2 separate regions of the Mus musculus genome follow, and region 2 is linked to region 1. Evidence: chromatin contacts called from ENCODE POLR2A ChIA-PET data. All regions are on one chromosome and are shown on one strand. Each heading gives the region's core, a stretch centred on a gene start or an enhancer-like site at or near the end of the contact. The rest is flanking DNA. Distances are from core to core; before and after follow the strand shown. Region 1 holds the start of Nhlrc2 (NHL repeat containing 2). Region 2 overlaps Nhlrc2 (NHL repeat containing 2).

Region 1 (7,380 bases), core at 2,116-4,615:
TCTTGGGAAAGCCTGTTCGAGGTGTAGAAGAGAAGCAGAAAAGAGTCACTTAGTGTACTGCCTTCACTCGGTGCACTACACCTAGCCTGGGCAACCAGGCTCTTCGCTGTGGGCCGGATCCCCTCTGCTTCCTTTGGGGAGGGACCATGAAGGTTTTCAAATATGGCAGAGCCATCTTCTTCTAGGCTGCTGTCTTTAGAGCTTTGGGTAAAAAATAGTTCCTGCTGTGAATCATCCAGCTCTTGGTCTATGTCGTAAGTCTCTTCATCACTGTGCAGCGGAGAATAAGAGATCTCACAGCTGTCAGTGTCATTTTCTGGCAATGGCAAACCCATACTCCCTGACTTGCTTTGGCTGTTTAATGCAACCTCAGCAAGAGGCGATCCACCTCCCACCAGCTGGTCTCTCTTGACGAACTCTGCACACTGTGGAACTGGCGATGTTTGAGAACATGGGGAAGAGACATTCTTCCTGTTGATTTCAGCTGAAGGCTGAGATGTTTCTAGATACTGCATCATCAACAAAGAGTGATCTGAGACTTTTCTTAAGTTCTCAGTTTTCAGAGTCATAGAGCGTCTTTCCTCAAGGTTACAAGGAGAACCTGGCGCTGCTGCAGCAAACAGCCCAGCCAATGCATCCGAGGGGCTGCCCAGAGGCTCCTTGCTATCTCGACTTTGAGCGAGCAGGATGTGAGTGTATTTCTTATAATGGGAAGGAATTGTGGAAGTACATAGCAAACCCTCGGGACATTCTGAAAATAGTTAAAAAGGAAAAAAATGACCACTTTATACAATAAACCTTGACATAACTAACACCATAAAGTAACCACTAGGACAAAACCATGGCTCACCATTTTGTTGTTGTTGTTTTGAGACAGGAATTTTATACATAGCCCTGGCTATCCTGGAACTCTCTATGTAAACCAGGCTGTCCTTGAACACCTCCCAAGTGCTGGGATAAAAGATGTGGCCCACCAAGCCTAGCCCTCCGTGGGTTACCTCTAAGAACTATGGCAATATCTACGGCTAGCTGCGTTAACAGCTGTTTCCAAGATCAACATTAAAACACCAAAAAATTAATCCAGCGTAATTTTACAAGGTTCTATTTATTACATTTAAACCAAATACTTCTAGATTGCTTTCCAGATCCTCTTTCTACAGGGAAATTTGAGATAACTTAAAAACAAATAGTCATAACTCATTCCCCACATAGTCCAAGGGGAATTTTCTATGTGTTAAACATGACATTTATCTTAAAATATAATAAAAGCATGGCATCACTTCTGTTACTGGCACATTTCTGTGAGGCTGAGTCATCTCAGACTACCTTCTAGTTCCTCTTCTGGTATATTAACATGCATGATGAATACAACATATCCATATTTAGAAACCAAATGTATTTATAATTTTTTTTTATCTAATTCTAAAGTAGGATAACAAATAGGCCTGGTTTATTCAGCTTGTAGGAACACTCATCTATAAAGTGTTAATACCACTTAACTTATATAGTCCTTATAAGAGTTAAGTAGGAGAAAGCAGAGTGAAAGAAAGGTTCAGCGACATTTGTGGAAACTGAGAAGTTGAGATGATGGCTCAGTCGACAAAGTGCCTGCTGTGTCCACAAGGACCCGGGTTCCTATTACAAACCTGTACGTAAACAAGTCAGTCATGGTTGCAAGCGCCTATAGTCCCTGGGGGGACTGAGGGGACACTGGCAGGAGCCTTGATGGGTCTTTCCTTACCTGTGTCAGAGATAGGTGGAGAATCCAAACACTCAAACACATGCCACTGGGGCGTCTGACCCAGCAATGAGGAGAAGGGCATCTGGCAGCTTGGGCAGTATCCATCATAAACAGGGCGCACCTTCGGGGTCACTTGCTTCCCTCTGCGAGTTCTATGTTGCTTTTTCGGTGTTGTCTCTTTGTTTTGAGACTGCTGACTCTCATCTCTACAGCTCGAACTCTGACTGGAACCTGCAGAAATCTGACTGTCTGTTTCTGCAAGGCACACTTTGTGGTCCTTCGTCTTGCCTGGATTTTCTGAAGTCCTTTTTTCATTTCCTTTTGACTGGTGTTTTCCATCTGTTGATTTTTCAACAGATTCTGAAATATTTTCAGAACAATTATTTGGATGTACGGGTTTGGGCTTTCTTTTAGATTTATATTCCCAGATTTCTTCTTCCCAAAACGTGTCTTCTAACATGGCCAAATGATTTTTGTGAGTACAGCACCAGTCTTTGGTGAATTCAGAGTCCATTTCTTGTAACAAGTTTTTAATAGGAAAAAAAAAGTAGCCAAAAGCCAACTAACTTGGTTGGAACTGAAAGCTTTGGTGATATTGGCACACAACCCACTTAGTACCTGTGAACACCTGCTGTTCCATTTTATACCATAATAAAATTAAGAGAACTCACTACAGGGTAACATCTATACGGTTTTCTTTACATTGTGACACTATTTCATTCAGGTTTTTTTTTAACTTCTCAGAACTTGATTTATAAAAATAAGAATCAAGAATGTCTTGAATGTCAAGCACTGACGGTAAGTACCAGGCTCAATGACTTTAACTGAAAACAGTCTCCATATAATGGTTAGAAAGCTATTCTGGCTCTCGTTCATGTGGACAAGTGTCCATTTACAAGTCCAGTCACAGTCCCTAGTCTACTTAGTGTGAGACTAGTCCATAGACTAGACCATAATCAAAGAGGTGTTGGTTACAACCGACAGCTGCCCTTATTCGTGACTCATGGGTCCAACCAGTTTCAGCTTCCTGGGTCAGTCCATTTCTTCCTCCATCCTAGGATCAAACCCTGCACAGTGAACAAAGTTCAAACATGTGAGACTGTACTCCACACCATAGGGGCTGTCTGCCCTGAAATCAATCAGCCACTTCTGCAGACCTCCAGAGAGGTCAGGTACCAGAAAATTCCTACAGGCTCCCGCTCTTTGCCTTTGGATCTGGGGTGGGGGGAAGATCAATGAAGGAGCCCTACATTATTCCCAGGTTAAATAATGCCAACATCCCAATGAGCCCTTGTGCAGCTCGCCCCGTTCCTCCCGGTAGTCCCTCGTGGGCACACCTGGCCTGGCAGCAGGGGGACCCCGCTGCAGCTGCCTCCTCTCTGCGCCAGCTCGCGGGACATTCCATTCGCGCCCGCACTTTCAGCACACCCAGAGTCACAGGACACTTTTGTTGTTGTCAACACAAAACCACCGGCCTCACTGCCTACATTAAAAAAAAAAAAAAAAAAAAAAAAAAAAAAAAAAAGAGTCTCCTCCGAGGGTTGCTTTACCTTCTTTACCTTTCGAGTCTTTCTTGGCGGGAACGCTGTCCCACTGTCACTGCCGTGCCGAATCGGCTGATCTCAGTTTAAGAGTGGGACACACAAATGGGCAGGCTTTTCTTAAGTCGGCTCTTTTAAACGTGTACATGGTTATTTGAATTTTATTTGTCTTGGAATTCCCTGCCGGGCTTCAAAGGCAATGGGTTCCCAGCTCCTCTGGAGCGCGACCCTAGCAGCCTTCCCCGTGTCGAATCTGGCGCTCTGAACGTCCAGGCTTCGCGGCGGCCCGGAACCTGGAAGGGGCGGGGTGGGCAACTCTGGAGTTTAATTACGCGCCAGGGAAGCACGGCCCTTTGGACTTTGGCGTCCGGAGGAAGGCTTATTGGAGGCGGAAGCGTGTGTGGCGCAGGGCCGGGCTGGCCAGGCCCCGCTCTGAGTCAAGAGGGCGGCGCACGCTGGTCCGACCCGCGCCCTCGGCCCCGGAGCCCTCGGGAGCTCGCGCAACATGGCGGCTCCCGGAGCGCGCGGCGCGAGCCTCTCGGGCCTGCTGCCCGCGCAGACCTCGCTCGAGTACGCCCTGCTGGACGCCGTCACCCAGCAAGAGAAGGATGAGTTGGTCTACCAGTATCTGCAGAAGGTGGACGGCTGGGAGCAGGACCTAGCGGTGCCCGAGTTTCCGGAAGGTGAGGGGCTGGCGTCGGGGTGGGGGCCGCTCCCGGGTCCTCCCCTTCCTCGGTGGCTCCCTCCCGCCAGCAGATCGGTGCCCTGCGGTCCTCCCACAGCCCCCGAGGTGCTCCAGGGGAGCAGCGACACACGGAGGGGGTTCTGCTGGGCGGGGACCAGTGTTTGCATCTCTGTCTGGAATCCTGCGTGACCTGACGTCAGTAGCCTCAAGGCTCCATGGGTGTATATTGATCACTTTTTAATGTGCCACAGACGGTTTGAAGCACTTGAGAGCTCCTACTTACCTGGTACAACCCACCGAGACCCTCTTACTAGTCTTGTTTTACAGTTAAGGAAACTGAGGCACAGGGAAGGCTAGGAAACCTGCCCGTCTAATAACCACTAGAGTTGGACTACATTCTACAGGCATAGCATCTGATGGTTTTCTAGTCCAACCGCGTTTCCACGTTCAAAGTGGTGAACCTATTGATCTTTAAAATCTGGAATCAATTTTAGCTTAGTACTCAGGTTTGAATCCTAGTAGTGGGAACTGTTGGGACATAGGGAAACGATACTCCCGGTAGTACAGTTTAAACAAAACGCTCCCTTACCTTCTTTGGTTGGGAGTGTCATTGTTTAGCCTGCCGTGTTGGCATGTGTCCTGGCGTGTGACACTGAAACCACATGCATAGTTAATTTGTTACCTGTGGTAGGGTTCAGGTATCTTCCGGAAGGATCTATCTGTTCCTCCTTCATCCCACAACAGTCTTGGATATTTCGGACCCTTTTGCACTCGCCTTGAGAGGGGCTTACCGTTCCCCTCGTTATACTGGATTTGAAATACCGTGGAATTGCAAAAGAATTGGCTGCATGGAGGTCGGTCCCATCAGAGAAACTTAAAAATGACAAACACGTATATGCAGTGTATACATATCTTCTGAAAACTTTGTAATAAAGCACGTGGTAAATACACTATTATAAGCCAGTAGGCCATCAGTTAGAATTTTGAGAAATGTTTCATTTGTATTTATAGTAAGTTTACTATATTACCATGATATTTGACCACTGTGACTGAAATCATACTCATAAGAAAATAATCAGGCTTTGTCTTTGACATAGCCTGATGTTCTGCCGCAGCCAGTTATTAACAGAAAGTTAAAAACAGACAAAGCAGGTTTTGAGATAAAACTTGATTGTTCAATCTTGATTGTCGTTTACTGATCTTAGAAGATACTCATTCTTTAGAGGGGTCGCCTGCAGTCTAATGGGTAATCCAGGGTGACCTGAAACTGAATCCCTGTCCCTTCCTCTGTCAGCTTTTTGATTGTGAGCACATTACTTGATTTCTCCAGGTCTTGATTTTCTTTTTCCACTTGTAAAGAAAGTGGAACCGATATTTACTTTTTTAGGGTAAGGAAATGGAGGTAATTCAGGCAAATTCTTAGAAAACAAGAAGACTCATTAAGTGTTGGCCATGTATTATATTCATTGTAATTATTGCTGCTTAAAATACATTATTGTCATTAAATCTGGTAAATACCTGGGACAGTAACTTAAATAACTTAACAAAAAAACTTAAATAACCGTCTCTGTGCCCTCAATAAGTCACCCATAACAATTTATAGAGATAGAGTCTTAAATATCTTGCAACTGGGTTGTGAAATACATGTCATCTAGTAGGTTAATTAGTAGCTCTGTGTCATCAATTAGATATGCAGCTAATACTTAATCAAAAGGAATAATTAAGTGTTCACTGAACCCTAAAACCTTTAGCGTATTTGTTTGAGATCATCTTTTCTAGAATGTTGTTATCATTGAATAAGTATAGCTTTTGTTGTTGGCAATCCTTGCTACGTTAGTCTTTATGTCTGGTTCCAGGGACCTGTAGTTAATCACCTTCTCAAAATATGAAATGGAAAGTTCCAGAAATAAGCTTCATAGGCGTTAAATCGTACATTGTTCTAGTAGCATGATGCAGTCCTGTGCCTTCCTCCTGTGTCCTCTCCAAGATGTCCATCCTCCTTCTATTCATGACACCAGTCAGCCCTTGTCTATATCTCAGCGGTGTGTGTGCTGCCAGCCGCTAGTCAGTAGTTATCCTGGAACCACGCCCCTTAAGTCACTTAATAAATAAATGGCTCCAGAACTCAAGAGTGATGATGTGTCTGTTGGATATGCCGAGGAGAAACCATAAAGTTTCTCCTTTAAGTGAAAAGGTGACATTTCTTGACTGTATAAAAAACAACCATGTGCTGTGGTTCTAAGGTCGATTGTAAGAGTGAATTTTAACCCTTCAAATTTGTAAACAAGGAACAGGTGACTGCAGAGTTTTGCTCCTGCACCTCGAACTTCAAGTGGCTTAAGGAGGGCATTATGTAAAGATGCAGAAGTCTACATCTGATATGTGTTTCTGACAACTATGGGTACACTTGGATTTTTAAAAATTATTCTTATTTCCTCTTGTTTTTACTTGAATGTGTTGATTTTATTCACCTCCCCAAGACTGTTCACCATTTCTGAAAGGATTTAGTACTGCATTTGTTGGTTTTGGTAGATTTGTAGGTTGCCTCCCCAGAGCAGATGCCCATTCTCAGCTGCTTCCATCCTCCTGTCCGTCCCTCTCCAGGCTTTTACTCTCCACATAGTTGCCTAGTTGATCTTTTTATGAAATCCTACATACGCACGTACGTTGTTAGAATCATGAAGATGTTCTCTTATTTATTAATAGAAAAGAGACTTGGGTAGACTAATAAACTCAACTGCTACAGTCTAAGCAGTGCTATCATCTCTTAAAGTGTTTGACTGTTTATTCTGGTCTTAGGAACACAGAATCACATTTTAATGGACAGTTTAGTTAATTCACTCTTTTTCTTTGTTGTTTCCTTTAATTGTTTTAATTTGTTTTCTGTAAATTCCAGGCTTAGAATGGCTGAACACGGAGGAGCCTCTGTCCATTTACAAGGACCTGTGTGGAAAAGTGGTTGTCCTTGATTTCTTCACCTACTGCTGCATAAACTGCATTCATGTGCTGCCTGATCTCCACGCCCTGGAGCGCAGATTCTCTGATAAAGGTACCTGCTCGGTGATTGGTTTCTCACCCTGTACATAAGCACGGGAAGAGCATCTGGCTCCTTTACTCAAAGGAGAGTGACCATTGGGCAAGACTGGCGCTTCTAAGTGTGATCTGATCTGTGAGTGAGCACTGACTCCTGTCCCACCAGGTAGTCAGCTTGGCCTCCCTGCCTGGCCTCCCAGGTGCCACTAACCTGCCATGCTTGATTTCCATATACTTTTTCATGAGGGGTTAAACTTAGTGATAATGGTTTGCCTGAGAACCAGAATTTAGGATTCAGGCTTTGTCTGAGGGTCAGAGCCTAATTTACTTTTGTCATGATGAGATGTTTAGAAAAGTCTTTTTCTATCCCAGGCTTAACT
Region 2 (7,380 bases), core at 1,967-4,466, 40 kb after region 1:
TTGCTCCCCTCGGTGGTGATTTTGGAGGATAATGGTACAGGTTTGCCATGCTGGGTAGGGAAGCAAGAGTCTGAACAGAGCTACAAGCTGGGGACTGCCAGTGCGAGTCCTAGGAGAAGGGAGAGGGAGCATTCTTGGTGTAGGAACTGAGAGCCTGCAGGTACTGTCTAGGACCCAGCACTCACCAGTACTGTGTGGTGCTTAGCTTCCCAAGCCTGGACTCATCCCCTTGGCTATCTTTAAGGCTGGACAGTCAGCCTCACTTGGCAGGTGAAGAAACTGCAGCCAGGATTCAGACCCTGAACTATTTGGCTCCTCGATCATAGAAAGGATGCTTTGAGTCCTCTTGTGTCAAAGGCCATCATCACACCAGGTGCTTAATTTAATTCCATTGAGAGCAAATTAGGAGAGCCTAGTAGTGGGCTTCAAACTGTAATTGTCTACAGTTCTCTGTGTATTAGTCTAAACACGTTATGGGATAAATATAGGCTTTGGAATATCGTGAGTGGGAAACATTCCAGACGTTGTAAAAGTACGACCCATTCGTGCCTTTGTTTATTTCGCTTACTGAAGCTTTTCTGTTACTCTGTTGTTCATTTCCTTGGTTAATAATACCTTTATCTAATCAGGAACTTGAACTCATTCCCATGGTTTGATATGATCATCGTAGGTTGTTTCTGTTGAACTGGCATGTACTGGGTCCTAGACAGTACCTTTATAATCTTCGATTTGTGATGGTTTTAACACAAGTAAGCAGTTGTAAACATTGTGCATTGTGGATACTGTGTGTTGTAGTACAGTAGTAGTCAGTGCTTATTATCGAATTAACAAACGTGAGGGAGACATTGTGTCCTACTCTTTACCCTCAGTGCCATCTGCTCCAGGCTGTTGAGTTTGTAGATCTATTATGCTTGCCTAATGCAACATGCTCTAAAGGTAAGATCCAGATTCATGAAATAATGATCATGGCTGACATTTGAGTACTGCTGCCTGTAAGCAGTTCTCATCTGAATGTCATTATATCTGAAATAATGGAATATTTTATTAGCTTAGATGACATAGTCATTTTAGCAGTCCCAGAGAGTAGCCCTAGAATAACTGATGAAGTGATGTGTGTTAAAAATTAATTGTGCAGGCCTTTTGATCTCCTTTTAAAGTGATAAAGCAGAGACTGAGTCCCCAGAACATGGGCAGCAGAATCCCCGTTGGTAGCACTTACATCTGCAGGCACGGTTGTGTGAAGGAAGCACACTGAGGTACTTCCTGCTGCAGAGCAGTTGAGAACAGAGAGCGGATCAGCACACCATGACTGAGGCGTTGTTGCTCTCAGCCTGGCTTGGGCCCAGAGTTCAGTTCCTTCCTTTGCTGGCTAGTTGACCTGGCATGCTAGCTTCCCTGTGCTTGGGCACTCATCTGGAGTGGGACTTGCTAACAGTACCTATCTCAGGGGCCTTTCCAAAGTCGGGAATGGGTTTTGGAAAGCGCTCAGAGATATAGTATCCTTGATAACTTGAGAACCGTCATCATTGTACGTTGTTTCTGTTGTTACTAAATTAAAAGACATCTGAAACTTATTACTAATTAGGAACGAATACCCTTCTCATCACAAAATACTTGAAATTTAAAAAATTACAAATAAAATAATTCTGTAAGATAATGTCTTACCAGACTACTTTAGTTAAAGCGTCTCAGTTACTTCAGAGTGCCTCCTAATTAAATATGTTAACAGAATAAATCTGAGGAGCAGAGCTTTTCCCCTTATAATAAGTGTGACATCATTCAGATTTAGACAAAAATAAGATGGTAAAATTCATGGTAGTAAACAGCATATTATAATATACTGTACCCTTGGTCTGCTAAACTCCTTGAAGGATTTTAAACCAGGCCCGAGAGGTGGCTCATTTGCTGAAGGGCTTGCCGTGCAGCATGAGGATCTGAACTCAGTCTTGAGCACCCACATAAAAAGCTCGGCCTGCCTCAGAGCCCTGGGGGCTGAGATGGAGGATCCTTGGACTTTCCCAGTAGCCAGCCAGTCCAGCCAGATCAGTGAACTCTAGGTACACAGAGAACCTGTCTAGTAAGTACATAAAGCAGAGCCTGACTGAAGGAGACACAACATTGACCTCCAGCCTCCACACACACATGTGCACACTCCTACAGACACAACCCCGTAAGTATTAGAGGCTACTAGATAGTGCATTTGCAAATGACTGATCTACTTTGTGTCTGAATATCAAATCCCATGCCTTTGGTAATAAAAAGACACATTCCTTTAGCTTCTTTTTATTGTTATTTTGTTTTAACACAGGGTCTCTACTTTGTAACCCAGGCTGGCCTGGAACTTGCTATGTAGTCTAACAGGCTTCCAACTTGGGCTTCTCCTGCCTCTGCCTCTGCCTCTCTGCCTCTCTCTGCCTCTCTCTGCCTCTCTGCCCCTCTGCCCCTCTGCCCCTCTGCCCCTCTGCCCCTCTGCCTCTGCAGTACAGGAATGGGCCACCACACTCCTCTGAAATCTGCCTCTTAGCCTCTGGGACTACAGGAGTATGCTTCCACACTGCTCTTAAAAGCATCACTTCTTTTGTGGAAATTGCCAGAGTTTTCTTAGAGAATATCAGCCCATTTTTGTGTCACATAAAAAATGTTTTAATCGGTGTTTAAAAACATTGTTTCCAGAGATGCAGATTGACATACTGCTATTAAGAATGTGTGGATTTGGTTTAAGGAAATGGAAATGCTAATTGATTTAATTTTGTCATTGCACATTGTAAACATGTATTGAATTATCACCCTGTACTGCATTTAATTAAAAAAAATATGACAGCTTTGGGTTCTCATGAAACTGTTGCAGGTGAGGTGGAAGGTTTCTAGTAACACATCTTCCCTGAGGAACCGTGTTCTGAAACAGCTGATTTATAAAAACTAGTATCATCTATGGATTTCAATTCCTAAAAAGTATCATAGTAACCAGATATGTATATAATACATGCTACTTATTTTCATAAAGGTTCAGAGGTCCAAAGAAATGACATCCTGTGGATAGCCATGGCAGGGACTCATCAGATATGGGCACTCCTCCTAGACTCTGGCACACTGCCAAAGAAAAGGTAAGTGGCTGTGTCCTGGGACAGCCGTCCTCCTTAGTCCCCAGCTTCCCTGCCCAGGTCACCGTGCCAGGGTGCGCACACTCAGCCACATGGCCCAACAGGCTTCTTGCTCTCTCGAGTGGCTTCACTGGGGAGCATTGGTCTGCTCCCCAGGCCGAGGAGGCAGCTGCTGTCAGGAGCTCTGCCAGCCCTTCTGGCAGAGATAGAGAGGAGGAGGTGGTGAGTCACTAGCTGGTTCTCAAAGCTGCTGCTCAGAGGTGACATAACGTCACTTCCACTTGTATTTCATCAGCCTTAGTTAAGCCTGTGGCTGCATCTAATTTCTAAGAGCCTGGGAGGAGCCATTCTTCTGAGTGCCTAGAGAGAGAACCAGAAATGTTAGGTGGGGCTTTAATCCTTCACAACATAAACACAGTTCCTGTGTCTGCAGTCACTCCTTCAGGTGCTTCAGAGTGCTGCATGGCAGTCCTAGCTCTCCTTACTGTGGAAGCACAGGAGAGTGAGTGAGCCCCTTTACCTCTGTCATTTTCCATCATTGTATGTGTTTGTGTCACCTAGGGGATTGCTGTGTGAAGAGTTAGGATAGCATTGGCACCAGGCGGGCACGTGAGTGTGGGGAGCAGTACTTCTCCTGACTCCCCCTCCTCCCTCAGCCTCAGGCGGGGCTGGCTGCACTCCCCTTTGCTCCTCTCTTCTCTGTCTCTTGGCTCATGCCTGATTATAACTGTTTCTTCCTACTAGACTACCTCTTAAAGAAATGAGCCTGGTTCCATTTACTCAGTGTACTCGGCCCTGTGCTGTATCTGTTAGATAACAGCCCAGTAAGAGCCTATATGTAGAATAAGTAAGTGACTGAAAGTCTGTCCTGTGCCTGCGGAAGGCACTGAGCCAGGCCACTGGAGCTGCACACTGGCTTGCCCATTTGCGGTCTCACAAACCTAGGACCACTTGTTCAGGGTGGTACCACCCAAAGTGGGCGGGGCCCTTTCATGTCAATCATCAGTGACCACAAGTTTGTCCACAGGTCAGTCTGATGGACACATTCTCTGTTGACGTTCCCTCTTCTCAGACGACTCCAGTTTGTGTCAAGTTGACCAAAAGCTGACCAGAACACAGTCACAGACCACAAAGTTGTTATGTAGTAATAGGAAGTAGGTACAAGCTTACAAGCTATCACAATTATCTTTGGTTGCTTTTAGCTTTTTATGCAGTATTTCTCTGTGTAGCTCTGGCTATCCTAGAATTCACTCTGTACTCTAGACTAGCGTCAAGCTCAGATCCACCTGCCTCTACCTCCTGAGTGCTGAAATTAAAAGTGTGCACCATCACCGCCCAGCCCACTACACTCATCTTTATTTGTAGAAAGGGACAGCTGTCTAGCAAGTTCAAGACCTCCGGTGTCCAGGCACAGGTGTGGAACGCAGCTGTGTAGTGGTTTATGACAGTCACGCATCTGAAACAGCAGTTCTCAATCTGTGGGCTGTGATCCCTTTGAGACTGAATGACCCTTCATAGGGGTCACCTAAGACCATCAGAAAACACAGATATTTTCATTATGATTTACCTTAGTAATAATTACAGTTATAAAATAACAACAAAAATAAGTATATGGTTGGGAGTCACCACAACGTGAAGAACTGTATTCAAGGGTCGCAGCATTAGGGAGGTTGAGGACCACTGACATAAAATGTTCGTTGGTTCCTTTCACTAGGCACTGTGTTGGACACTAGGGATGCAGTTAGATGACCTCTGTGTTAGAAGTAAAAGGAAGACATGCCCATCCTCAGAAGAATCAGATCGGCAAACAGTGACAGTAGAGAGTGCTTGTGTCAGCAGCATCTGCGCTCCTTCATGCCGAGATCCTTAGCCAAGGGATTTGAAGTGTCATGGAGGACTTCTGTAGAGAGGTCTTCCAAGCTGAGCTGATGCTGCTGGTGTCAGTAACATCAGGTCTTGCCACACCTTGAGTCCTTTTAAGAGATCTGGACATTCCAAATGTTGTTATAGAAAGTTTTAATCTAGGAGTGAACTGATTTGATGTGTTCTTGGAAGAACCCTTCCAGCACTTAGAGTGGAGCAAGACCATTCAGGACACTCTAGCTGTCATCTAGGCAAGAGGCAGTAGTGACGTGAGCAGTTGGGTTACCAGTGGTGCATGAGGTGTGAGTACAGCAGCAGCCACAGGTCACAGCAGCTGGGATGTCCTGGCAGGGCTGCCTAAGTCTCCTTGTCAGAAGGCTCGTCGATATTTATAGTAGGAAAATGATTGCTCAAGTTACATCAGTCTGCATTTTAATTTTGTGGGTGCATTGCTACAAAGATAGTGTCTAATACAGACTTGCAGGCAGTGCTGGCCCCTAGTGCTTAGTGTCAGCTCACTGTTGCACCTCTCCTTCCCACGGGACTCTTCTCTGACGTGCTTAGACCTCTTCCCTCGCAGTAAGTGTTGCACGTGCTTCAGCAGTGTGTTACTCATCCTGTGTCCTCGCCCTTACCCGCCTTTGTGCCCCGTAGCAGTCGCGGGTGCTACTCGCACTGGACCTCTGTGTGGTGTGCCAGTGCAAGGCGGTGATCTCATGGCCTCGCCCTCTCCCTCTCTCTTGGCGCCTTGTCTTCCTTATAATCATTTTGGCATAAATTTAAAAATCAAGGTGTCAACTTCTCTGTGTTACAAAAGAAATTAGTAGGGGTCCTTTTCAGCATCTTGAGACAGAGCCCTCTGCAGTTGCAGTTGCAGCTGCCCAGAACTTGTTACAGTTGTGTGCCGCTCTGTGCTGCAGTACTTCAGGGAGGTGTTTCCTGGTGCATGTAAAAATGGGTCTTGTATAACTATTCATTTAATGCGGTCACTACGTCATTTCCTTAAAATGTTCATACTGAGAGACCTGGCTTCCTTCAATCTGCTCACTGCTTTATAGAAGACATAGACATTTTAAACGACCAAAACTAGATATTCTCTTTATTAGTAGTTCTCTTCTAGAACCTGATATTGTATGAAAGTAAGAAGTTAAAATGAGAATAAAATCATCTCATTATTATCTCATAATCTGATCATTATTGTAGTAACGTCAGGGATTTCTTACCGGGTATTAGAAAGTGATTTCAGTAGTTGGTTATTATGCTAAAGAGAAGAGAGGGCCCCCTACTTAGTAGCTCTCTCTCACCAAGAGAGAGCCTGGACAGCCGCAGCAGTGGGCAGGCAGTCCGTCACTGGTTCTGTGGATCTGTGTAACTGCTGTCATAGTCAAGTTGGTTATTTATGCCCCTTTAGTGACTCATGAACTCACCTATGAGCTTGTCTTTCAGTGACCTAAAAAAAGGAACCTGCATTCGTTTTGCTGGAAGTGGAAATGAAGAGAACCGAAACAACGCATATCCTCACAAGGCAGGCTTTGCCCAGCCGTCAGGCCTCGCTCTCGCCTCAGAAGAGCCCTGGAGCTGCCTCTTTGTGGCTGACAGTGAGAGCAGCACCGTGCGGACCGTCTCGCTGAGAGACGGAGCTGTGAAGCACCTCGTAGGCGGAGAGCGAGACCCCATGGTAAAGAACCTGTCTGTGCGCACATCCCTGAGTGAGCCATCCATGGAGTGCAGGGGTTCATTTCTGGCCTGTCTGTAATAACATGCAGTCAAAGCAGAGAGAGTGTGGCTATAAATACAGAGCTGGGCAGTGGTGGCGCATGACTTTAATCCCAGCACTTGGGAGGCAGAGGCAGGCAGATTTCTGAGTCCGAGGCCAGCCTGGTCTACAGAGAGAGTTCCAGGACAGCCAGGGCTACACAAAAGAAATACAAGTAAAGCCCTCCCTCTGAGAAAGGCGCCCACCTGACTACATACAAGCATTCAGGGGACGGGAAGAGAGTGATTGCACCGGGTTTGTGGCAGTGGGTTAGCAGGAGAACTGCACTAGATGTGAGCCTACTGTGGGCAAGACAGCATGGCAGTTAGTAGAGTGCAGAGTGAGCCTACTGTGTTCCCCATTCTCTATCGCACGCTGGAACTACTGGGAAAAGTCAGAGCTTCCCAGCTTTAGAAACACTGGAATCTTAGTTTTCACTTTACCTCCTAACAAAGCACTGAAAATTTTAATAACTGCTGTTTCTTTCTCTTTAAAAAAAAATAAAAGAATTTATTTGCTTTTGGTGATGTTGATGGAGCAGGCATCAATGCGAAGCTTCAGCATCCACTTGGGGTTGCATGGGACGAGGAGAGGCAAGTGCTCTACGTGGCCGACTCCTACAATCACAAGGTGAGTCGGCTGAAGGCCCATGTGCCTCAG

The links. ChIA-PET counts read pairs that join two places held with the same protein, here RNA polymerase II (POLR2A).
Region 2: POLR2A ChIA-PET joins it to region 1 with 17 read pairs in Patski. The contact joins the enhancer-like site here to the promoter of Nhlrc2 in region 1. POLR2A ChIA-PET finds 5 or more read pairs at or near these places in 3 of 5 experiments (Patski and embryonic stem cell).

Annotation. Positions count from the first base shown.
Region 1 is chr19:56,544,896-56,552,275 of GRCm38, forward strand. It overlaps Nhlrc2 (NHL repeat containing 2), which reads left to right and starts at 3,366. Exons shown (of 11, transcript NM_025811.3): 1 at 3,366-3,965; 2 at 6,864-7,016. The coding sequence starts at 3,788. It overlaps Dclre1a (DNA cross-link repair 1A), which reads right to left and starts at 3,227. Exons shown (of 10, transcript NM_001360437.1): 1 at 3,079-3,227; 2 at 1,742-2,808; 3 at 1-751. The coding sequence starts at 2,255.
Region 2 is chr19:56,585,166-56,592,545 of GRCm38, forward strand. It overlaps Nhlrc2 (NHL repeat containing 2), which reads left to right. Exons shown (of 11, transcript NM_025811.3): 6 at 3,005-3,104; 7 at 6,411-6,642; 8 at 7,228-7,350. Among named protein-coding and RNA genes, the nearest start is that of Nhlrc2, 41 kb to the left of the region's middle. Within about 2 kb of position 3,217, at least 1 of the 3 ENCODE cell types and tissues checked has a DNase peak (open chromatin) inside an H3K27ac peak, as active enhancers do.